2 separate regions of the Mus musculus genome follow, and region 1 is linked to region 2. The links are chromatin loops, found by intact Hi-C in ENCODE. Cell type or tissue: left cerebral cortex. All regions are shown on one strand. Links, peaks and the distances in the headings refer to the core of each region. The heading gives the core; the rest is flanking DNA. Region 1 overlaps Reln (reelin). Region 2 overlaps Orc5 (origin recognition complex, subunit 5).

Region 1 (12,789 bases), core at 2,849-10,848, 580 kb after region 2:
AAATTCAGAACAACTTATTCTAACTGGACAGCCAATGAGAAAGGGTAAGAGAAAAGCCTCTCAGAGAGACACAGACAGACCAACAGGCAGACAGACAGGCAGACAGACAGGCAGACAGAGGCTGGTAGTATGTTCTCAATGGACATAAAGAGAAATGAAGACTATAGAGCTTGAGAGCCTGACACTGAAGAGGACCTTGTACGTGGAGGGAAAGGGCAGCAGTGAAGACGACCCCTGCTCTCAGACAGGCAACAACAAATGGATTCATGTGCTTCTTCCTGAAAAGCAAACCTGAGACTAAACACAAGATATCACATACTCTGCTCCAGGCACTGCTGTGGAGAAAAAAAAAAAAAAAGACCTTGGCATAGTTTCTTATCTTCATTCCTGGCCATATGCAGTGGTTAAGTAAGTCAGTTCTCCCTGGAAACCCGTCCATAAAACCAAAATGAACAAGAAGCGTGGGTGCAGCCTCACAAGAGCGAGCCCACCGTAACGGTGTAGCACTCTCTTAGCTTCCTTCTCCGCAAAGTTAGAACCTACTGGGGGAACTGGAAATGACTCCTGCTATTTATAACTTAGCGCTTTGCTGGGGAACGGACTAGAAGTGCCACCAATGTTGAGAACTGGGAGTTTGTATTGAAAGTCAGAGCCAGAGGGAGTTTTGTGTAGAGATGTGTCCTGGCTTTGAAGAATTCCGTGGATAAAGAGAAGAACATTCCAAATCAAGGGATCCAAGTGAAGTCGACAAGGACACGTGGCGGCGCCTCAGAGTTACTGTTTGACGCAGTAGAAAGTGGAAGGAGGTCATTAGTGGGTTGGGTTTACTTACAAAAAGCATTGAAGCGAGGCAGGAGAATAGGGTTCACGAACATGGAGTTGGGGAGATAACTTAGCTGGCAAAGGTTCCTGCTGTGCGGTCGTGAGGACCTGAGTTTGAGTCTCAGAACCAAGGGAAAAAAGCCAGGCATTATGACAGAGTTGTAATCTTGGCACTGAGGCCAAGATTTGAATTTGTGAGTTCACTGGACAATCACTTAGTCAGTTCCAGGCCAATGAGAGACCCTGACTCAAACAAACAGACTTGAGGATTCCTGAGAAATGACACTGAAATTTGTTCTCTGGCCTTCACACGCACTCATGCACGTACGTGTATACACTAACTTCTCCATTGCGTGTGAAAGGGAGACTCCCATGTTTGAGGTTGGAATTCTATTCATAATGCTATAGCTGCATCTGCTCACCGGAAGAGAACAGCGGAGTGGGAACGGCTCACAGAGGAGGCAGGAAGACAGAGAGTCAGAAGAGCATGCTGTCACGAGTTATGTGATTGCTATGTGAGATGTGACTGCCGTGCAGGAAAGATCAGTGACATCAGTCACAGACAAGAAGAAAAAGATTCAAATTTTCTTTTTTTTTTTTTCAATTTTTTTAGTGTCTCAATAAGAATAGTTTTCAGAGCTACCAGATAAGAGTCAGATAACTCGTTCAGACGTAACCATGTATTAGTGATGTGCCTTTACCGTTTGCCTATGAGATATGGTCCTAGCAAAACGGAATAGAATTATATGACTTATTATTGAAAAAGACTAAAAGATAGACAGGATGATTTCAAAATCATTTTCATACCCCCAACCCAAATCTGCCTTCCTCCTCATTACCAACCAACTTAAAAATAGCAAGTTAGTTCAAGTGGCATAGTTCTAGAAGTGCAGCTGAGAGCCAGGGAGTCACTGGAAGGGCAGGTAACTCAAATCCACCGAGAAAGGGCAGAAGGGAGTGGCCAGAGTACAGCTCAGGTGAGACTTGGCTATTTTAAGTCATGGTGAAAATGATCCACTCCTGCTGGCCCAGTAACCCAGCCGCCTTCCTTAAAGATTAACTACAACACACATGCTGGAAGCTGGCCGTAGTCACACAAGGGAAATGACTAAAAATCTGTGGGAAGTTAACGGAGAAACGAAAAGCACATGAAAGGACCAGTGTGTGAGGGGCAGGAGTGGTGGTAAAGGGGCTTTGCTTCTGCAAAGCAAAGTTAAAGGGAAGGCAACTTTCCAGGGAGATCCCCACGTACGCCCAGAGTAAAGACGCAGAACCAGACCAGCAAGTGTAACACTGACTGTGGTCTTCAAATATCCCAGAGAGCTTGGAGTTCACTTTGTTACAAAGAGATTCCTGGACTCTGCCCATTTTTATTCCAACACAACAGGATGTTTTAGAGACTTCATTGTTCAAGCATTCTTGACTGAACAGCGTGTGCCACGTTAAAACCAGCTGGAGAGACGCTGGGCTGGTGGCACAGGCCGCCTTCTCCTGTGTTGTTTGACACTTTGAGCATCACTACTATAGTCTCTTGGTATTTTGAGTCCACAAAACATAGTAATTTTGTATAAGCCATAGTACCACTGAATCCCCCATACTGACTATGTTGCTCCGTTGGCACTCGTGTTAAACAGGTTAAAACTATGCCATGTTCTACAGCAGAGATTCAGCTGCCTCGGAGCCGTGTGGACTACCGACTTAGCACCAAGTTTGTTTTTTTTTTTTCCAGAGAATGTGATGTTTGACTGGTCTTGTACATATGTGTCAGTTATTTAATTTCTTTAACAGCTAAATATAAGTCATCCTCCACTGAAAAGATAAGTTGAAAGCTAGATAGAGGAAATCTCTTATATTCAGTCCAGCCTATTGAGGCCCTCAGGGGGTTTATCCGGTGGAATATTATAGTTTGTATTATTGCTTTCTGTGATTTTTAGCACAATTAATTTTTTAAGTGAGTTTACTTAGAGATGAAAGCTCCTCCTTTTTACTTTGAATTCTGAAATTAAAACTTCTCTGTGCTTTTAAAGGGATTTTTGTTGCCTTACATTTTTGCTTATTTAAAAAGCAAATATACAGAGTTAGAGACTCCCATGTACTCAGTAGCTAGTCGGTGCACTACCAACACTGACTCCAGAGTAGCCCACTTACTCCAACTTCATGCTGTTTTGATGCAAATTCGAAACATCATAGCATTTTAACTGAAAATATTTCAGCGCACATTACTAGACAGGAAGAGGATTTTGGACAGCTGTGATGTAATTATCACAGCTAAAGATGGCAATTTCTTGTTCATAACTTCTTCAATATTCATCACTCAGAGTTCCTGGTCTCACAAAGTGTCATAAAGTTTTTGCAACTCAGGATATAAATCAGAATAGTTTAAGCCTCAAGCTCCCTTTAAGCTCTCTTATCTCCAGTCTCACTGAGTGTTGTGGCATAGGATTGTCCTTTGTCGGGCAGGCCATGGGGCCCTTTCTCAGCTGATGACAGAGAGAGTTGGTGGCTTCTGGGGTATACCACTCCCTGACTGGTCACACATACACTCTTCAGCACCAACAGAAGTACTCCAAAATCTTGAGTCAGGTCAAGGACCTGAGGTTGGCAGGGAGCTGCCGGGAATGCCAGCACTTGCAGTGTTTCAGCTGTTTGCCTTGGTTTCTGTCTTCCTGCAGACCACATCACTGAGCTCCTGTCTTTGCTGATGGAGTGTCAGCGGCATCTGTATACATAGCATCAGACCAACCCCCAACAAAGATCCAGCTCTCTTCCTCCCCTCAGTAGCCAGGCTGTCCCCATGTCACCCACTCAAGGGCTGTACCGACATACAGTGAAGGTCGCTATAGGCTCTTCTCCACAGAAAAGACAAGCCTAGTGGAGTAGCTCATATATGCTCATTTTGCTAACGTTGGTTTTTGTTTTTTATGAGTGGTAATAAAGTAATCCTGGAGGCTAGATAAACACTATATATCCAGTGTGTGTGTGTATGTGTGGGTGTGTGGGTGTGTGTGTGTGTAATAAGTCAAGTGATCCTTGCCTTGTGAACTGGTTTATTAGTGAATCAGTGCGTGACTAAGGCACGGGGCCTCACCATCTTCATCAGCAGATTAAGAGTTAGCTTGAGAACTGTATGTATCTCTTTGAGGGTAAATGTAATATCAGGTAAGATTGGAAAGACTGGGATTGTTAGCTGTGGTTTCTTTCAAAGGAGTTCTTCCCGTTAGGACGATGGCAGCAAAGTCTTTGTGGGTAAATGGAGTCACCCTGCAGAATCTAAGAGTATGAAATGTGTACCAAAACCTGTTAAAAGGCATGGCCACATCCTGGGGGAGGTGCATGGCGTGGTGTCTGCAGTGACAGATTAATACTTAGCAATTGGTATTTACTACCCTGTACTTAGGAATCACCTCCAGTGTCTTGATGGGAAGGAAATGGTATAAACTTAGAAAATAATCAAAAGGAGAGATTTCAAGGGTATGTGAAAATAAGAAATTTGCTCTGGGGCCCTTTTTCCTCCAAGTTGGAGAAGCAGCAGCTGGTAGCGGCCATCATTAGACGGGACCTTCAGGATAAGCAATGACACCTGCCGAGGGAGACGACAGAGCACTCGTAGGTCTTGGTAAACATGAACAACTAATTAATTTTCACAACACCCTTGTGAGTCAGGAAGCAGCATTTTCTGAGCTTTGCAGATGGGAAAGTGTCAGCTTGTAGATCTAAGTGATTTGGCCCCTCTCGCAGTGAGGCCAGGCAGGGCTGGGAATAAGTTGCTTCATTGGAAAGGCTTAGAGGTTGAATTCAACTTCCATATTCTCTCTCTGAATCAATATTGCACTGCTTCCCTTTAATGAAAGTGCTTCTTCCTCCTATAAAATAATAATGGATGGTGCCTTTGCCTGTGAGTATGTGACCACCAGATATCGCTGTTCCTAAGAATATATAACCACTGCACTTCAAAGGGGGCTCGGAAATTGTCATATCTGACCTCCTCATTGTGGCGGAATAATTCACTTGCTCACCATGAACACAGGCTCACTGATGCCAGAGTACAAATTTGAGCACTCGCTCACTTATCTTTAGACCCGTTGCCCAACTGAGTTTCAGCACAATCTTCACATGGTCTCCTACTGACTCCTTTTCTATGGAACTCGAGAGAGAGGCATAGACTGAAAGGGGGCCGTGCTGGAACTCTCCACAAAAGCCGTCACCTCCAGCAATTCATCTGGCTCTTGAATCTCCTGTGCAGCCTTTCTGTTCAGAGACTGCCCAGACTGTGACTGAACAAAACCAGTCATCAAAAAGCCACCACGGCTAGGCAGCCCGTGCCGCCTCTCTAGCCTTCTCCTACAACATCCATCAAACTGCTGTCCCTGCGCCACTCACCCCAGTTCCCCCCTCAGCACCTGCAAGATGCCTTCTATTTGCTCTTTCTGAGAATCTTTATTGCCGTCAACTTAATATTCTTTCAGTAGATGGTTATGAAATTCCATTTATAAGAGCCTCAGACAGTGAAATGATGAACAGAGAGAATAATTAACAAAAGAAACTGCTTTATAAAAAGGTGACAAGGGCTTTAGTAAACATGTGTGATATTGGGGAAGAGGGGAAGTTTACTACTTATTATTGATAAGCCCTGAGGACACAAAACAATATTCCTTGCACTTCAGAAAATTTGTAATAAAATCAAAAGACAGAATAAATGATGTGCAGGCTGGCTCCATCTCAGAATGGATGGTTAGGAGCTGTGAGAATGTGGTGCTCCACTGTGTTACAAGATGCTGCTATACAGAAACAGAATAGTAATAAATTCAGTCATTTATAAGAGCAGAGCCGCTGATGTTACAGCAGCGGTAGGGGCGGGCATCAATACAACATGGCTCCCTGTGCACACAGTGGCTCCTGAATATCAGCTCCCTGTCCCTGTAGAGCACCACTCAGAGTAGAGCCAAAAGGATCTGCCTGCCCCACATGCTGCCTTATGACTTAATGTGCCAGGAAGGAACTGTGTGGCCCTGAAACATATGCACACACATGCTAAACTGTATTAAACACCACAGAAGAGCAGATTGCCATGGGTCTGAATATTATGAGACAAATGCGATTTTTAAAAGGGTCAGAAAAAAAGTCTCTTTGAGGACTGACGTTTCCTGTGAGACCCTAAAGGACATGCAGCAAGGAGAGAGAGAGAGAGAGAGAGAGAGAGAGAGAGAGAGAGAACGCGAGCGTGCTCGTCTCCAGGGGAAAACACAAATGCAGAAAGGTGGGAATGAGTTTCATGTACTCTGGAAGCCTCAAGGAGCGAGTAGCAATCCTTAAGATGGCCAGAAGAAGGGAGCAGAGGAGAGGCCCCGCTCACCCACAGACCAAGGACAGCTTGGTGCTTAAACTCAATGCAATATGAAGTGAAAGATGTGAGCCGAGGAGACGCCTCTGCTGGGTGTGTGGGAGCTGGAGAGCAAGGGCTGTGAGAAGTCAGCTCCTGCCAAGATGCTCAGGACATGCACTGGACCGGGCTGTGTTCCAGAATGAAAATCTTAGTTCTAGGCTGTTCCTTTTTTGATTATTGGACAAATTTTATGTATGTATCTTCAATTAGAAAATGTAAGGCTGTTGCTGTTATTTCATCTCTTTCCCCTTCCTGAAACACATATCTCCCACTCAAAATATTAAGTCTTTTAGTATAAAATGTCCATGGCTCAGTAACCACAGTTGACTCTTCTACAAGTCTTGAATGTTTGCATGTGGGCTGGGTTTTGTTTGGGTCTTACTGCCATCTGGTGGCTGTGAAGATGTTTGTTTGTTTGTTTGTTTGTTTGCTGAACAGGATGCTTTCCAAACGGTGAAGGAGAGATGTTGCTGATTCTGGAATGGAGAACTTCTGGGTTACATGTATTTGTTTCCTACAATAAGCCAGGCTTTGTTACCCCCTCTCTTCTCCATATATAATTATCTAGGGTTTCAGTGATCTCTCTGTTTTACGTTTCTCCTGTCCCTGAGGCTTCCATTAGGAGATCTGCTCCTGGATGCAGAATGAGGCAGATGCAAGTGCCTGGGAGAGCAGGGAAGAACATGAAACCCAGCCACACTCTGTTCTAAGTTACAGGCAGAAGGGTTACAGCCGCTCAAGGACAGGCATCTTTCTCCCAGTTTACAGCCCTGATGTCTCCGTACAATGACTTCCTTGCAAAACCCAGACCTTTATTGTCCCCCTAAGGCTTCTGGTTTTAGGATTAGCCTATGATATAGTCTTCTTTTACAAGACCCAGCAAGATCCCGGGAGCAAAATCCATGCTGATTTATGTGTTTGGCTTAGTACTGTTAACCAGGGGTTTGCATGGACTGTTGCAATAATGAATGTTCTTTAGGAAATAGAACTGGGAATGTGTGCCTCTGTGTTGCCCTCTTCCAGCTTACTAGAATACATTTTCTTCATTGTAAATCTCTTCTTCTTCCAAGGTCTCAAGCCACTCGTTTCCGCTGGCATCAGCCAGCGCCTTTTGACAAGCAGCAGACCTGGGCAATAGATAATGTCTATATTGGGGATGGTTGCCTAGACATGTGCAGTGGCCACGGGAGATGCGTCCAGGGAAGCTGTGTGTAAGTCGGAATATTTCTACTGTCTAAATATCTTGGCTTATTCCATCCAGGGCCTTTCTAGAACTGGTTTTGTCGTCATTCCCCAAGTGATTAGCTTTTTCATTTTCCTGACACACAGTACTGAGCTAAGAGTTGAACTGACAGTCAGTGTAACTACTTTCCTTTAGTGATCAGCACCTGAGCAACAGCCACATTGTCAAGAGAAAGCTGAACTGTAATTGACAATATTCATTTTTCTTCTGTTTCTGTGATGCATTTGAACCTTGAAAAATATAATAGAAAAGTTTCAGGAGTTCAATAAATTCTCATCAAAAATAATATATTAAGTCTGGATAGAAGTAAGAACATGCATTTGTTGGGATGTAGTTGATAACTCTAATGTTGTTTTTATATAATAAACATATATCAGATACAAACATATCTGATCAATTTATGAAGCATATTTCACGGAGAACCCTCCATAGCATTCTCATAGATCTTTAGCAACTTTGGGGAAATCTACATTTTAAGCATTTGGATAGACACGTATACAAACACATACACACACACACATACACACGTACTACAGCCTTTTATGTTTCATTTTCTAAAATTGTGCTGTTTGGTTGAGTGTACGGATGCTAATAGAGAATGCATATGATCTTTTCGACTAATCTTCTATAGACATGGAAAAATCCGGCCCTTGATCACTGATTGTATTCCATATCCAGGATGACTCTGAAGAGCCCTGGGCAGCATCCCTGAACAGAGAGCTGAGAACTCTGTCCAGGGATGGCAATGATTATCCAAAGCATGGCTGCTGTTTAGCACACAGCCACTTGGTTCTTAAATCACTGCAAACTCCTATGAAAGAGACCAATTCCATACATTATTATCCCCGGAAATGTGGTTGGGCGACTGCTGTCCTGTTCACATTTAGTACGTTGTTTAAACTTGTTTCTTTCCCTCCACCAAGCCTGGAGGAGGTTAATTCAACCTACAGTGTTGTTAAAGAAAGCAGGTGATCTTTAGCAAAGAGCTGCAACTCTAAAGAGTAGTAACCTTTCCGGTCTTACAATCCTAAAAAGTCCGGGTCTTTTCCTAAAAATGTTGGCTTCCATAACATGGGAATACTCATGGGCTTTCTCTGATGTTGACTCTGCCTTTCTCTTTCTCCACATCCAGCTGTGATGAACAGTGGGGAGGCCTGTACTGTGATGAGCCTGAGACCTCCCTTCCCACCCAGCTCAAAGACAACTTCAACCGAGCCCCCTCCAACCAGAACTGGCTGACTGTGAGCGGTGGGAAGCTGAGTACAGTGTGTGGGGCTGTGGCTTCCGGCCTGGCTCTCCATTTCAGTGGGGTAAGGGCTGGGCTAATGGTTTCCCTTCTGTCAACCCTCTAAGCTCCTCACAAGTCCCATGAGTTCCTTTTAAAGTGTAATCAGCCAATCAAGATGCAGTTACCCTCAATGCTTAGTCATGATCCAAACTTTGAACTTTACACAAATCAGACAGCATTGAACATTTCCGGTATTTTCCTACCAAATATTTGAGACTATTTAAAGACTCAGCTGGGGTCAGCATGGGGACTATTTAAGAACACATCTTTAAAGGACTTACATAGATTTCCATCCTGAGAAAGGGGCACCTGTGCAGTATGTGTGTTGGGGTTAAGGGGGGTTCTAACTGGATCAAGCTATAATTGAAAACACTTGTGCTCACCACACATTTGGGATTAAAGAGTAAAAATGTAGGAAATGAACTTCAGTGTTTCTTGAATGTATTAACAACTTTTATATAAATCATTCCAGGAAGAGTAATTAGTAATTATCAATTATTACTGAACATTTGTATTTGGAGCATATTATTTTGTATGTGGCAGAAGCAATATTTAAAAACTTTCTTTTGGAAAAATTATATTCATTCTATCTTGCTGCTAAATTTTACCTTTTTAACAGCAAAATATCTCTAGTACATTGATTAGATAGGCAAATTCATTTTTTAAAAAAATAACCAATTCACACTCAACTCTTTATTTTAACTATACTCTATCACAGAGTTTATATTGGTGCCAAAGAAGTAGTCCTACATTATTTATATCTAATACTCTACCCAGGAGTAACAAAGCATATACATATATATATATATATATATATATATATATATATATATATGTATATACATATATATATATATACTTTGATATATATGATATATGATGATATATATCATAATGATTTTTTTATAATTGACAACACTAGAATTCAAGATACTCTTCTACCTCAGGTAGAAGTGGGAGTGGCCCAGATGTCCACATATGTTCAACTGACAAATACCTACTTATCAAGATTAGTTTATAATTAATATAAATGACATTAGCTCTGATTATTTAAATGAATGGCATTTGGGGCTGGGGAGCGATGCCTCAGTCAGTAAGTGCCTGTATGCATAAAGACTTGGATCCCAATATCCATGTAAAAACAAGGCCTGGTAGCCTGTGTAACCCTAGTGCAGGTGCAGGGGTGGGTTGGGTTGGGGCTAGAAATTAGTCACAGCAAGATCTCCAGAGCTCATTGGCCAGCAAGTCTAGCCAATCAGTGAACTCTAGGCTCAAGGAGAGACTCTGCTCAAAAAAAAAAGGTGGGGCGTGATAGAGAAAGACACCAGCAATTACCTCTGACCTCTGCATGCATGTGAACACATGTGAACATACACCCATGTGTACCCATACAAAACAACCACACTCCTTTAAATAAATAATTAAATTTTAAAGCATTTTAAAGGGCATTGCAACTCTCTTGTAATTAAATCATATAAGTATTTCAGTTGTAGCTAATTTTAATATTTTATTAAAAATAGTTATGTCTGGGGGCTAGAGGATGGCTCAGGAGCTAAGAGCATTTGCTGTGCTTCCAGAGGACCTGAGTTTGATTCCCAACACCCACATGGTGGGTCACAACTGTCAGTAACTCCAATTTCAGGGGATCCAACATTATACACACAGATGCAAATAAAGTAAAATAAATAATTAGGTCAAAATGTTACTTCATTAATAACTGGTATTTTAGAAAATGCTAATAGTTGAAAATACATTAATAAAAACTTTGCATACTTACTCTAATTCCAGCTTTTACTTTGCTTATATAATATGTAATATACATAATATTTATATGGAACCTCCTTAGGATATATGATATAATGTAAGTATATGAGTCTTATATTAATGTCTCAGGTACTGAAATTTGAAAGTTCAGCAAACATGAGCAGAGCATCATGCTAGAAGCTAGTGTAACACATGATAGTACAGTCAGATAAGTGTAAGAGAGATAATAACAATAATCATGAGCCTTGAATTACAGAAACGATATTTAAATGAGAGAAAGAGAAAAGCTGTGATCTGCAGGACCTGAAATCAGGATTGCTTACTGTTGTTCCTTTCCTGTTCTGCTTCTTTTCCTTAGGGCTGCAGCCGATTGTTAGTCACTGTGGATCTGAACCTCACCAATGCTGAGTTTATCCAGTTTTACTTTATGTATGGATGCCTCATTACGCCGAGCAACCGTAACCAGGGAGTCCTGCTGGAGTACTCTGTCAATGGAGGCATCACCTGGAACTTGCTGATGGAGATTTTCTATGACCAGTACAGCAAACCTGGGTTTGTATCTGCTCTACCTTCAGTAACTAGGATAGTGAGGAAAATGCTTAGTCAGGCTTCCAGTAACCAGTCAAAGTGCTTAGTAAGGCTTCCAGTAACCAGTCAAAATGCTTAGTAAGGCTTCCAGTAACCAGTCAAAATGTTTAGTAAGGCTTCCAGTAACCAGTCAAAATGCTTAGTAAGGCTTCCAGTAACCAGTCAAAGTGCTTAGTAAGGCTTCCAGTAACCAGTCAAAGTGCTTAGTAAGGCTTCCAGTAACCAGTCAAAATGCTTAGTAAGGCTTCCAGTAACCAGTCAAAATGCTTAGTAAGGCTTCCAGTAACCAGTCAAAGTGCTTAGTAAGGCTTCCAGTAACCAGTCAAAGTGCTTAGTAAGGCTTCCAGTAACCAGTCAAAATGCTTAGTAAGGCTTCCAGTAACCAGTCAAAATGCTTAGTAAGGCTTCCAGTAACCAGTCAAAATGCTTAGTAAGGCTTCCAGTAACCAGTCAAAATGCTTAGTAAGGCTTCCAGTAACCAGTCAAAATGCTTAGTAAGGCTTCCAGTAACCAGTCAAAATGCTTAGTAAGGCTTCCAGTAACCAGTCAAAATGCTTAGTAAGGCTTCCAGTAACCAGTCAAAATGCTTAGTAAGGCATTCAGGGACTGGGCGGGGGGACTACAGCTTACTCATTAGTAAAGGACACCTCTGAAACAGGAAAAAACAAAAAAACAAAAACAGGGAGAGCTACACAATCACTAATCAGAGTTTTGTTTTGTGTTTTAAGAACAACTTTCACACCCGAGAGTAAAATTAATTGCTAGATCATAATGCCAACAGTAGATAAACTTAGTGTAAAAAAAAAAAAAAAAAAGGCTGTGGAGGCTGAGTATATGATATTTTCAAAAATATTTGGAGAAGCACAACATTTGTTTACAAAATACCTACCCAGTATATACAAGAAAACAGTAATATGGAATATCCTTAAGATGCCTAGGACATATTAAATCCTTTTAAAACCCTAAACAGCCATCATGTATGAATTTCTAAACGTATTAGGAAAACCAAAAAGCAGTCATTGTAGCCATTTAGAAGTCTGAGGGGCGGATGAGGTGGTGCCGCCTGAGGTCTCGGTAACTGTCGCCTGAGGCAGGAAGATCCTTGGAGAGTGTGTAATGGACACCACAGTGAGACCCCATCTCAACAACAGCAGGAATAAAGCAAGGGAAGTGGAATAAAAGAATGCTGAGTCATCCCCTCAGGGCTCAGCAACCTGTGGAGAAGATGGAGCAGAGGAGTGTAAGACCCAGAGGTAGGGTGAGTGCCCTTGAACTGTTTTCCAGATATAGCAGGACAATGGCACACATGACAAAGACAGCATGCAAGACCTGCACAAGCATAAGCCAGACCAAATCCCAGCATAGAGCAGGGGGCTGGGCACGAAATCCCACCTCATACACAAGGAGCTAGTGGCACTTGATTGCTTCAGGAGAGGGAACAACAGTTTTCTTCAGTGGAGTGGCACTGGGTGCATCAGGCATATTCCACAGCAGACCCCGTGCCCAGTATTCAACCAACACAAGCAGTTGCATAGGGAAAGAGAACAGAATGTGAAGCTGTGTCACAAGGAGGTAGGGAAGGATCTGGGAAGGGTTGGGGGAAGGAGAAGGAATATGACCAAAACATACCATGTGACATGATCAAAGAAGAAACTTGAAAAAGACAAGAAAAGGGAAAGAGGTAAACTATGTGAAGTATTT
Region 2 (12,789 bases), core at 3,035-11,034:
ATAGATGTCAGATTTTACAACATGTGATAGTAGCTTTTAATTATTAAAGACTTAAAGTACCAAAAATAGATTGTAGTCTCAACATTGTTGACATCGGATCTAGATCATTGTCTTTATAACATAAGACTTTATATGAACATCTATAGAAAGTTAGTGTGTACAGAGTCTGAAGTTGAAGGAAGGTATTCTAGTCAGTTGTTAGGCTGTATAAACAATTAGCAGGTGCTGAAAGTTTTAAGAACTTAATTCATCTTTAATCTGTGTTAAAAGGTTTTTTCTGTGCTTTTTTTTTTTTAAACTTGCGGTTTCTGAAGCTCTGGTCCTTATTTACTCAAGCATAGACGTCATTAGTACCTTCCCGCTTGATTCTTTTGTTGACAAAGGGTTTTGTCATGTTGCCCCTACTATATTTACCATCCTTCTGCCTTTCCCTTCTGAGTTCTGGATTCCTACGTTTGTAGCACATGTCCAGCCTTTATTACTGCTAGCAACTTTCTCTATACAACATGCATGGTTTTTATTTGTTTCTGCTACTACAGTAACTGAAATGGACGTCAGGTGCTACTGTTACCTTTAAACAAAGTCAGCTTAGCTAGAAGAGAAGAAAGAGGACTTCCTAGCAGAAAAGAAGCAGCGTTAACAGTGTATGTGACTATAATTCTTAGATTCCCCCAATTACCTTTTTGAGAACTAAACAAGGATACGTTTTTTAAACTTTTCCTTTGGGAGTTTGCAATTTAATTGGGCAAGAGGGAGAGTGAAGGGGAGGATACATAAAAATAGTATTAAAAGGCTGTAAAGGAGCGTGTGGGAGGCTGGAGAGGCTCATGAGAGACTAAAAGCAGAAAAGGGTTACTTCTGCATTGTAGGAAAGATGTGGCAGCTAAGGTGAAGGGTGGAGCGTGACTGGAAAGCTTGAGCCGACTTAAACAGTAACTGTGCGGAAAGGAAAGGCAATGCAGTCAGTTGACATTTAGATACAGTTCAGAGAAGGGCAGAGGTCGGAGGGAGGACCAAAGTTAGGGGACTAAGCAAGGAAACACTTGTCCGTGGCTGCTGTTCTAGGAGCTTGGGTGGCATTGGATGTGGCTGTGTGGTAATAGTGTCTGTGTAGCCGTCATTGCAACACTTCTGCTACTATTGCTGTTCCAGGTGTCACCCTGCCACACAGCACACCTTGTGCCTTGTATACTGTGCCTCGAGTTACCAGGGCATCTTATTTGTTTAGAAATAGACTCAGCAGTTTTACTCTCTAAGGAAAAATAAAAGTTACATACAGTGAGAGGTTTCTGATGTAGAGATTTACCAAGTTCTGGGTCTTGACTCTAATGAACAGTATAACCAGTGTCGCCGATCCTTGTGTGTACATCACTGGTACTAACATAGTTAGGAACAGCTTGGCTCAGAGTGTGTCTTTATCTGGTAACTTGTGGCAGTGGAAGTTGTTCATCTTTTGTTACCTCTTCTTATTAACATTTAGTATTTATAGTGTTTCGGATAGTGAAAGCATATAAATGAATATGCATATATATTTGTTTATAAAATCTTTTTGGAACTTGGTCATTCTAATTATTAGGATATAAAATATAGGAAAAACCAAGAGGTTAAATATACCTAGGCTTAAGGATTAGACCTAAATAACTTTAGAAGTCCCACAGTCTTTACATATTCTTAAAATTTCAATTTCTTTAAAATATCCATCTCTTTTAAAATCCAAAGTCTTTTTACAATTAAAAGTCTCTTAACTGTGGGCTCCACTAAAACAGTTTCTTCCTTCAAGAGGGAAAATATCAGGGCACAGCCACAATCAAAAGCAAAAGTCAAGCTCCAACCGTCCAATGTCTGGGATCCAACTTACGATCTTCTGGGCTCCTCCAAGGGCTTGGGTCACTTCTCCAGCCATGCCCTTTGTAGCACACGCGTCATCCTCTAGGCTCCAGATGCCTGTACTCCACTGCTGCTGCTGCTCTTGGTGGTCATCTCATGGTACTGGCATCTCCAAACTTCTGAGTTCTGGATTCCTACGTTTGTAGCACATGTCCAGCCTTTATTACTGCTAGCAACTTTCTCTATACAACATGCATGGTTTTTATTTGTTTCTGCTACTACAGTAACTGAAATGGACGTCAGGTGCTACTGTTACCTTTAAACAAAGTCAGCTTAGCTAGAAGAGAAGAAAGAGGACTTCCTAGCAGAAAAGAAGCAGCGTTAACAGTGTATGTGACTATAATTCTTAGATTCCCCCAATTACCTTTTTGAGAACTAAACAAGGATACGTTTTTTAAACTTTTCCTTTGGGAGTTTGCAATTTAATTGGGCAAGAGGGAGAGTGAAGGGGAGGATACATAAAAATAGTATTAAAAGGCTGTAAAGGAGCGTGTGGGAGGCTGGAGAGGCTCATGAGAGACTAAAAGCAGAAAAGGGTTACTTCTGCATTGTAGGAAAGATGTGGCAGCTAAGGTGAAGGGTGGAGCGTGACTGGAAAGCTTGAGCCGACTTAAACAGTAACTGTGCGGAAAGGAAAGGCAATGCAGTCAGTTGACATTTAGATACAGTTCAGAGAAGGGCAGAGGTCGGAGGGAGGACCAAAGTTAGGGGACTAAGCAAGGAAACACTTGTCCGTGGCTGCTGTTCTAGGAGCTTGGGTGGCATTGGATGTGGCTGTGTGGTAATAGTGTCTGTGTAGCCGTCATTGCAACACTTCTGCTACTATTGCTGTTCCAGGTGTCACCCTGCCACACAGCACACCTTGTGCCTTGTATACTGTGCCTCGAGTTACCAGGGCATCTTATTTGTTTAGAAATAGACTCAGCAGTTTTACTCTCTAAGGAAAAATAAAAGTTACATACAGTGAGAGGTTTCTGATGTAGAGATTTACCAAGTTCTGGGTCTTGACTCTAATGAACAGTATAACCAGTGTCGCCGATCCTTGTGTGTACATCACTGGTACTAACATAGTTAGGAACAGCTTGGCTCAGAGTGTGTCTTTATCTGGTAACTTGTGGCAGTGGAAGTTGTTCATCTTTTGTTACCTCTTCTTATTAACATTTAGTATTTATAGTGTTTCGGATAGTGAAAGCATATAAATGAATATGCATATATATTTGTTTATAAAATCTTTTTGGAACTTGGTCATTCTAATTATTAGGATATAAAATATAGGAAAAACCAAGAGGTTAAATATACCTAGGCTTAAGGATTTGACCTTTGCTTCTGCCTGGTCAATAAATTATCTGAGAAAAGAAAAAACATGCCCAGTGTTCAAGAACAGAATCTGGTCGTGAGACAGCAAGGAGGTTGTGTCACTTCCCTTTGCCTTCGGTCAGCAGTAATGTCAGCGCGGCTCCGTTTCCTTCTTTCTCCTTTTATTCATCTGTCAAATACGCTTGCCCACCAGAAGCACAATTTAAACTTAACACACATCACCAACATTTGTATTGGACGGTCGTTTTGATATGGACTCTAGATGGCAGTGTTGTTGTATTGTAGCTTTAAGTTTCTGTAGAACCCAGCTTTAACTTAACATTGTCCCTGGTATTTATAAAGAAAGTGATTTTGAAATTTTTCCACATTTGGCTTGTTTGAGTGAAAGCAGAATCATTTATGGTATATACATTTAAAGTTAGCACAAAGATAAATTGATTTTTATTTTATTTCATTTGAATCACTTCTGTATTGAAACCACAAAAATAACGTGTAAGTAAGATTTAAGGTTTTGGGATCTGAAAATAGTTCTTGACAGTAATACTACTCAGTGTAGCAAGTATACTTTATAATGCTTTCATGTCTGATGAGCAGCGGGAGGAGCACACTGAGCATTTTAAATTGTGTGGGTGGGTGTTGGGATTTCCTGTATTTTGCAAACCTTTCGAGTGTTTGAGACCTGTAGATGTTAGTCACACCTGATCTTTATCCTTATGCACCTCTTAGTCATTCTTAGGCTGAGCTTGAGAGTTCTCAGTAAGGTAAGTGTGCACGCCTTCCCATTGTGCGGATGGTGCGGCTGACAGAGATGTGCACTGCTGTCTTATCTTGTTCTCCTTGGTCCCATGCTTGGAACAGATGTGCCATGCCATCACACCACATCCATTCAGCAAATGGGGAAACCTTATGGGCACTGCCTTCATCTGTGTAGCCCTGGCTGTCCTAGAACTCACTCTGAAGACCAGGCTGGCCTGGAACTCAGAAATCCTCCTGCCTCTGCCTCCCAAGTGCATGTGCTACCACTGCCCGGTGGCCTTCACATTTTTAATCTGATCAGGTAGGACCTTTAAAGGCCCTCTTCAAAGATAAAATATCAAGTTATTTTCTCCACAAGCATATTAAATCCGCGTTATGATTTTTTTTTCTGTTTTTTTTTTCTTCTCCCTTGTTTGATGAAAAATTATTAACTTATTGGGAAAATGTGGAACATTTGTTTTTAAAACAGGAACAGAAGTGCAGTTCTTCCCAGCCGTCACGTCTTACTTACTTTACAATCTAAAGCTGCATTGCTTCGCTCTCTCTCTAAGGGTGGAGCTGCTCGTTCATTTCTACAGCCATCCTCACCAAGCTGTAAAGGTGATTCTGAAACGGAAAATTGTGATTTTTTTTTTTTAAGAAGTAGAAACGTTGAACTGTACATATTTACATAAACATTGATCTTATTTTATTCATTTTTGAACAATAAATTTAAGATAATATTGTGATTCGTACATGTAATTATTTAGCATGGCAGTTATAAAGATGTGCTAAGAGTTAATATCAAGAAACAGGTGAAAGGTAAGGGAACAATAAAATCTTTTAAAACAGTTTCATGCAGCATGCCGGCTGGCAGGTGTATTTTCAGTTATATGCAGTTTCTGCATGATTTCATATTGAGTTGTACATAATTTAATAAAAACATTCAGAATTTCCTGTAGATTTATTTTTATTTATGGAAAAATTATTGAAAACAGTTTGGAACATGAATTACTATATAAATTTTTATTTTTATTAAAATAGATTTTTCTGCTTTCTCTGTTTTTATTTAACATTATCCTATGTATTAGGATATATTTGCATTTATTTGCTACACTTCTTTTTTTGTACTAAAAGCTTAATCTTTTCTCCCAAAGGTTCAATTAATTGTATTTAAATAAACTTAAGATTTCTGCTCATCTGACTTATTAGCTCAGAGCACAGAATGGCGCTAGCATTTTACTAGCAGAGTGTCAGGCAGGGGCTCTGTCCTTCACTCACCATAACTGCAAGGAAGACTTCTTTGCTGCTGCAAGAGCTGACATGATATTTTACCCCCAAAAAAAAAGTTTGACATTTTCCTTCAAATGCACATACATATGCATTGTATTTGTTTTATTTTAAGATTTGTTTTAAATGGGAGCTATTTAATTTTTTTTCCTGTCCTGAAGCATATAAAATTTAATTAGATTTCAAAGTTAACACCTCTTCCTGCTTGTAATTGAATTTTTTTGTTCGCTTAAAATTTTATCTAATAGATATTTGTGTCTGCTACACTTCACTGTATTGGATAAAGAAAATAAAAGAGGAGCCAATTGTGTCTGTGGCTTTCTCAGCCTTTCATCTGCTCTGTAGAGAGCAGAACAATGCTGAAGGATACAGCACCCAAACACTAGAAATCAGCCCCTGCCCTGCTTAAGGACTGGGTGAATTTAGTATTAGAGGCTTTTTCCTTTACTTCAGTAGTCCCTGACATTTGGTGGCTTAGAGAATCAAGTCTTGTGGAGTGATCAATCTGTTCAGTCTTCCCTCCGACAGGCCTGAGTGTAGTGTTTGGGGCAGCAACTGTTTGACAGTTGTGTTACAACTAAGGCTTGTTAATGCTCGTATACATTTATGTCATCAAACAATTTCAGTTGATATTTGGAGCTTTTAAATTATATATAATAAATTATAGACTATAGAAATATAAACAACCTTTTTTGCATGATTTAGTATGCATTTGATAGCTTTCCTTAGAAGGCTGCATTACTGTTTCAGAGCTTAGGATGAAAATTAGATTCTTAACCTCATTGAAAATATTTCAGGTATCTTTAATCTTTTGCCAAAAGCACTTTAACCAAATAATTGATTTTTATAAGTAGTTTACTTCTCCTAAAAAATAATTTACATATTATATGGTAGTTCTTGGAATATTTCTATAAAAAGTAATTATATTTATTAAGTCCTATCAGGCAACACTAGAAATAATATATTAAAAGACTGCCTAGTACATATATTGACATATGGTATATTACCTTGTACATACAAAAGATAACATTCTAAAATCTTGCTGTCAGATGTTCATATAAACTGTTTTGAGTCAGAGCATTATCTTTTTAGACTTTAAACTTTGGTGACGTAAGTGGAGACCATCTTTAAAAGTACTTGTGTTGATACTAAGCATGAAGATGAGGTAGAGAGTGCTCTCTGTTATTTCTCTGCTTCACTCAAGTGCTTGAGCTATTCAGGTGAATTTGTGTGAGTCACAGAAAAATAGCTAAATGCTAACTTATCCTAAGCTTACTACATCTTCCCCACCCCCCAACCCCCTAGCCACAGCAGAGATGTGTGTAGCATCCACTCCATATAGAGTACTGCAGAGGCTCTCACTTAATGTCTACTTTGCTGATAAAGAATTAGGTCAGCAGGGATGCTGTTTGAAAGAGGCTGGCCCTTCTCTGGCAGCTAAGAGAGCCACCACTTAGGATGCTCAGCCTCCGCTAGTGCAGCAGATGAGATTCTCAACTCTCCTTCTACCCGTGGCGTGGGCATATTACTGTTGTACCACCCACCAGTGTGCAGCAGGCTCCTTACCTCAGAAGGCTGTTCTAAAGCAGGATGTGGATATCTTTTGATTGGAAATGGTGAAGTTGATATATGATTTTTCACTAGCTCTACTGTCGTTTTAAGGAATGCTAATATTGTTCGTTAACATTATGCTCCGGGCACAGGATAACATGCATATCTAAGAGATTCCATACTATTGCTAGAGTGACTAGAACTAGATTGTTTTAAAAGAGAAAAGGGAGTTTGAATTGGGAGAAATGATTAGGGATAATCTCCATTATGGAAATGTATGCTACATTTTCAAATACTTGTAAATACATGATAGAGTAACTGGTGCTCCTTATGGGAGTTTCCCGTGATATTTTAGCATACAGCTCATTGGAGTTCTTTCTTTGGAGATTGGTCACACCAGGCATCGATAGACTTACCACACCAGCACATTCATAGACATAGTACTGCTGGCCTTTCTCCTGGATAGAAAATTAAGGTTCTTGGGCCCAAGTCACTTTTAGAAACTAGTTGCTCTCTCAGCCTCAGACCCTCGGCATGTTGGTAAACAGTTGAATCCTTAGAGTGGTCGGTAAACAAGCTGATTGTTCAGACTAAGAATGAGCTTAGGCCGAGCTGCCTCTCATATTCCCTGGTGTCAGATGCTGCTTGGGTGTGGGTTGTGTGTGGACACTGTGTTTCTGTCCCTTCTTCTCAAGTTCTCCGTCCACATTAGTGACTGAACTTGAAATGATCTGAACATCCCGAGTATATCTTACAGTGGTGTGATAAATCTGGCCATTCCTTACGTTCTGTGGAGTTTCAGTCTTATATTTCAAAACTGGTCATAAAAATAAACAAATTTGCACATTAAGGAAATAAAGTAAAACTGGCACTCTTCCTTCATCCACCCTCTACTGAGCATGTGTGTGTGTGTGTGTGTGTGTGTGTCCGTGCCCCTGGAAAGGGAAAAAAGTAAGAGTATGTTTTCAGTTTTTAGTTTAGCAAATGGAGAAATAACTTGAGTTTTTCTTTTAACTGACCACATCTGATGAGCGTTCTCCTAGATGCTCAGTACCCCTTACTCTGCTTCCGAGCACGCGCCTTGAGTGGTTGGTGGCACTTCTTAGGACACACCAGCTTCCTGTCTGATCTCCTCGCCACCACACTCCTCACACAAAGGCACCAGCATAAACCCTACAAACTGAATTTGATTCCTGTTGCTTTCTTCTTGTATGTTTGCTGTTGTTTTCTGCTTATACTTTTTAACATGTTACATTATCTAAAGAACTACCTCTCCATTACATAGTCTTTCTTGTAAGTCCCTGTTCAGTCTGACCCCCCATTTTTCTTCTCCACCCCATTCACAAGAAGCTGTTTCCTCTCTGATGTCATATTAAGTTTCTTTGTCTTTGTCTTGCTGCCATTCAGTGTTCTGTCACTGTTGAATTCGTTTATGCTTCATGGTCTGTCCCCTTCATGGCATGTCTCAGGAAGTGCACACTTTGCCCCGTTTGCTCATAGATCCATCCCTACTCCAGAATCATGTGTCCTTGGCGGAGCATGCACACCTAAGTGCTGCCATTTACTGTGTATTCTCCAGCTTTCCTGAATGTGTAGACTTTTCCATGTGCAGTGTCCCTAAATGAATGACTTCCATTCTCCTTATGTATTCTTAGGACCTTCCCAGCTATTAAAGCTTACCAACCATTTCCAGGGATTAGAGGCATTTCTTTTAGTTCATTCATACACACACACACACACACGCACGCACGCACGCACGCACGCACGCACGCACGCACACACACACACATAAATTGCATACCATTTTTGGCTTATTTGACCATGTTCCTCCTTTTCGAGGGTAAAAATAAAAAAGCCGTGGCAGTTTTAAACTGAACTGCTCTCTTTCTAGTGCTTCATTTACTTTGCACGTGTGTGTGTGTGTGTGTGTGTGTGTGTGTGTGTACACTTGTGCACTGTGTGTCTCTGTGTATGTGTTAAAAATCTAAAATGAATAGTTAACTTATGCTACAAACTATCAGAACCTTTGATACTAACCAGTTATGACACTTGCTGAATTGTGTGGAGTTCACACACTGATACTTCGTATATTAGGTTTATTTAAATAATATGTTTTGGATCTTAAAGGTTTTTCAGAACAATTAGGATACGGGGTATTTCATAATTCAGTTGACCTATATACCATCCAATAAAGGTATAAAAATAAAGAGCCTGTTAAAAATTAATTACAGTTGTAAATTGATTTCCTTTTGTTGGCAGAAAGAACAGTTTATTAGCCCAGGAACAGGTTCACACTGTTTTTACATTAAGCATTTCCAGCTGAAGCTTGTTAGTGACTGCCTCTCAGATTAAGGAAAAAACTCTTCACTGTGGTACATGAACTCCTATTGTTAAGATATAAATAACCAACTCATCTCCTTCCTGGATGAGAACAAAGAACACAATAACACAGCAGAGATGAACTGAACAAGGATTGCATGGCCCCATTTAAGACATACGTCAAAAATATTGTATATATATAGAGAGGTTTTTATTTTTTAAATTTTCTTTGTGAATATATGAGGAAGTAAAGGAAAAAGGTTATATACTTCAGGTTTTAATGTTAAATATTTTACTTTTAATCACTACATAGTTCAGCATATTTATGGAATATAGTGTGATAATTCAATGTGTACAGCGTACGATCGTGACATCTGGGTAGTAAGCATCTATTTGCCTACATACTGACCATTTGTGTTAGAGATCTTCGTATATGTCTCCTAGTTCATTATAAAGTACCTAATGAAATGTTCATTCTAGGGAGGATGAGAGAGAAAAGAAGAGAAAAACAGGCTAACACTAAGGTGTCTTTGTAACCAGTAGTCTCAGCAAACCATTTCTATAGTCTGCAGCACCTAAAGTCAGACACTGTTTTGGCTAAGCACTAGTAGTATAAAATAGTCCTGACGTGGAATGCGTAACTTGAAGCCTTGATGGAAGACCTCTAAAGTGTTTCTAGTAAACCCCCAGGATGGCGTGTATGTTGTATTCTTTTTCATTGGATGGAGACATTAAGTACTTAAGACTTACTAGTTGGCCTTGGGTGGCTGGTTGGGACCTCAACATCTTTTATGGTATGCTTTTTAAGGTTTCCATGTCCTGTGAGCCAGTGCAAATTTTCCTTTTTAAAGCTGTATTGATTTTGTGTGTGTGTGTGTGTGCGCGCGTGCTAGTGTGCATAGTGAGACCAGAAGAGCAAATGTGGTTCCTGTAACTGTTGTGCACCTCCCAGTATGCTTCTTGGAGTTGAGAGTAGCAAGTGTCTTAGCCCGGAGCAGTCGCCTCAGAATTTTCTTTTTTTCAAAAATAATTTGTAATTATTTTTACACTACAAATTTTTCTATTAATATACTTAAAATCTAAGTGGTCTTTATAGCTCTTAAATAAATCGCCATTTTGAAGAATAGAATAAAAGGTAAGAACTGGGGGAGAAACACTCAGGTTGGGTTTACTATAATCCTCCTGTAGTATTAAAAAATAATGTTTCGGGGGCTAGTGAGATGGCTCAGTGGGTAAGAGCACCCGACTGCTCTTCCGAAGGTCCGGAGTTCAAATCCCAGCAACCACATGGTGGCTCACAACCATCTGTAATGAGATCTGGCTCCCTCTTCTGGAGTGTCTGAAGTCAGCTACAGTGTACTTACATATAATTAATAAATAAATAAATAAATAAATAAATAAATAAATAAATAATGTTTCATAGCTCCAGACTCACAACCATCTGTAATGAGATCTGGCTCCCTCTTCTGGAGTGTCTGAAGTCAGCTACAGTGTACTTACATATAATAAATAAATAAATAAATAAATAATGTTTCATAGCTCCAGACTCAGACAGAGTTGTGAAAAGCAGTGTAGACTCACTGCATGGAGGGTTTGACTGAAAGCCCTACTTGAGGGCAGGCTTCAAAACCATAACCAATTGTGTTCTTTAAGTGGAAGATCTTATGTGCTTAAAAACCTACTCCAGTGCTACATCACTGTTTCCCACCTAAGGCCATATTGTACCCAAACGTTTTAGAAATCTTGATAAATATAGTCCCAACATGCTTTAATTTTGAAAGATTTTTGTATCTTCCTAGATTTTGAAATAAAGGTAATGGTTTTTAGGGTCTCTGAATATCTTATCAGTGTTTATATTTTCTTTCTTTCTTTCTTTCTTTAAAAAAAAGTTGTATTTACTGTCTGTTATTTCAAAAGCATACTTGTTTGCTATGCACACACCCCTTGTTGTATGTTTATGATTTTTTATTATTTAGTATTTATATGGCACTTCCATTCTAATATAAGTACATTCATGTCAGTTTTTGTTTTTTTGTTTTTTAGACAGGGTTTCTCTGTGTGGCCCTGGCTGTCCTGGAACTCATTCTGTAGACCAGGCTGGCCTCGAACTCAGAAATCCTCCTGCCTCTGCCTCCCGAGTGCTGGGATTAAAGGCGTGCACCACCACTGCCCGGCTACATTCATGTCATTTTTATTAGTTATTCCTCATAGCACCCTGGTGAAACAGAAGAGCGTTTATGTACTTATTTTTCTTTTTTTCTTTTTAATTAGGTATTTACTTCATTTACATTTCCAATGCTATCCCACAAGTCCCCCACACCCTCCCCAACCCACTCCCCCACCCACCCACTCCCACTTCTTGGCCCTGGCATTCCCCTGTACTGAGGCATATAAAGTTTACAAGACCTAGGGGCCTCTCTTTCCACTGATGGCCGACTAGGCCATCTTCTGATACATATGCAGCTAGAGACACAAGCTCTGGGGGTACTGGTTAGTTCATATTGTTGTTTCACTTATATTTTCTTCATTCAACTTTCTTTCTAGATAATTATACATTCACCTACAGTTGTAAATGGTGTTCCAGACCTTGTCTTCCTGTGTGTCCTTCACTGACTTCGCTCAGCAGGGACATTTTGCACAAGGTCCAGCTAAAAGTATCCCAGTCAGGAAGTTGGCATTGATGTAGTCTGCTGATCTTATTCTAACTGCCCCACTTCTCATACACATTTGCTATATGACTGGTGTTGTTGGGGTTGTTGTTTTGTGGGTGGGCAGCAAGGCCCGCTAATTTTTAAAATGTTTGTTTGGTTTGGGTACTAAGGATAGAACCCTGAGGACAGACCACCAAGTGTTTCTCCCTACATCTATTCATCCTTATATACATCTCTACATTTGGCCATAGAGACATTTTCTCCTCCAATTAAGGTACAAACCATTTTCATCATTATAAGGATCTACCGATTTTTCATTGACAGCTATACCCTTAAGTCTCCCTTGTCTTTCCCAGTCTGTGGTAGCTGAGATTCATCTTTCATGTATCAATAGTGTGGGCTCCTGTATAGGTGCGTGTACCTTTGTGTAGATGTGACAGGTGTCCCTGGCAGAAGTCAGTGTTGGGTGTCTTCCTCTGTCACGCTGCCTTATTTTCTGAGGCATGATCTTTTGCCATTTTACTAGACTAGCTGAGCATCACACTCTTGGGATCCCTGTCTTTACTCTCCCCAGAGTTGTGATTGCAGGTGCATATTGCCACACCAGCTTTTTGTGTGAGTGCTAGGGAGTCCTAACCACCTCTCAGGTCCCTTATGCTTGTTAAACAAGTACTTACCCACTGACCAATCTCCCCAGCCCCTTTCTTTGTTTTTATTGCTTAGTGCTCTGTGATGTGACTGTACCGGTTTTTAAACATTAACCCGTTTGACATATACATTCTTTCAAGTATTTTAGTTTAGAGGTGGTTGGTAGAGGTTTTTGGTTTAACTTTTATAAATGAATCTACTCTGGAATTTAGTCTGCAGATTTTTATATGAAGCTGTTCTCTTGCTATGTACACTGACTAAATAGCATTGGCCTAAATATATGCTGCTGCTATAATTTTTAATCAAGTATTAGACACAGGATGTGTTGCATTTTTCTACGTACTTGCTTTCTGTTGTTCTTTTCCTTTTTTGATGCTTGCTGCTCCTTTTA

What was found. Hi-C counts contacts between places; a loop is a spot of excess contacts. Peaks named below come from ENCODE experiments on the same cell type or tissue, not always from the same donor. Only the 100,000 strongest peaks of a DNase experiment are listed, where the experiment ranks them.
Region 1: it touches region 2 in a loop (3-fold over the local background); 15 of 42 quality-filtered maps call a loop at or near these places.

What each region holds. Positions count from the first base shown.
Region 1 is chr5:21,927,327-21,940,115 of GRCm38, reverse strand. Reln (reelin) reads left to right here. Exons shown (of 65, transcript NM_011261.2): 47 at 7,276-7,416; 48 at 8,581-8,758; 49 at 10,859-11,052. Among named protein-coding and RNA genes, the nearest start is that of Slc26a5, 68 kb to the right of the region's middle. In left cerebral cortex, for the core only: a CTCF peak has its summit at 6,584 (motif pointing left); DNase peaks (open chromatin) are centred at 6,283 and 6,582.
Region 2 is chr5:22,502,686-22,515,474 of GRCm38, reverse strand. The region is part of intron 12 of Orc5 (origin recognition complex, subunit 5); the gene reads left to right. Among named protein-coding and RNA genes, the nearest start is that of Gm22887, 26 kb to the left of the region's middle. In left cerebral cortex, for the core only: a CTCF peak has its summit at 3,461 (motif pointing right); DNase peaks (open chromatin) are centred at 3,397 and 6,731.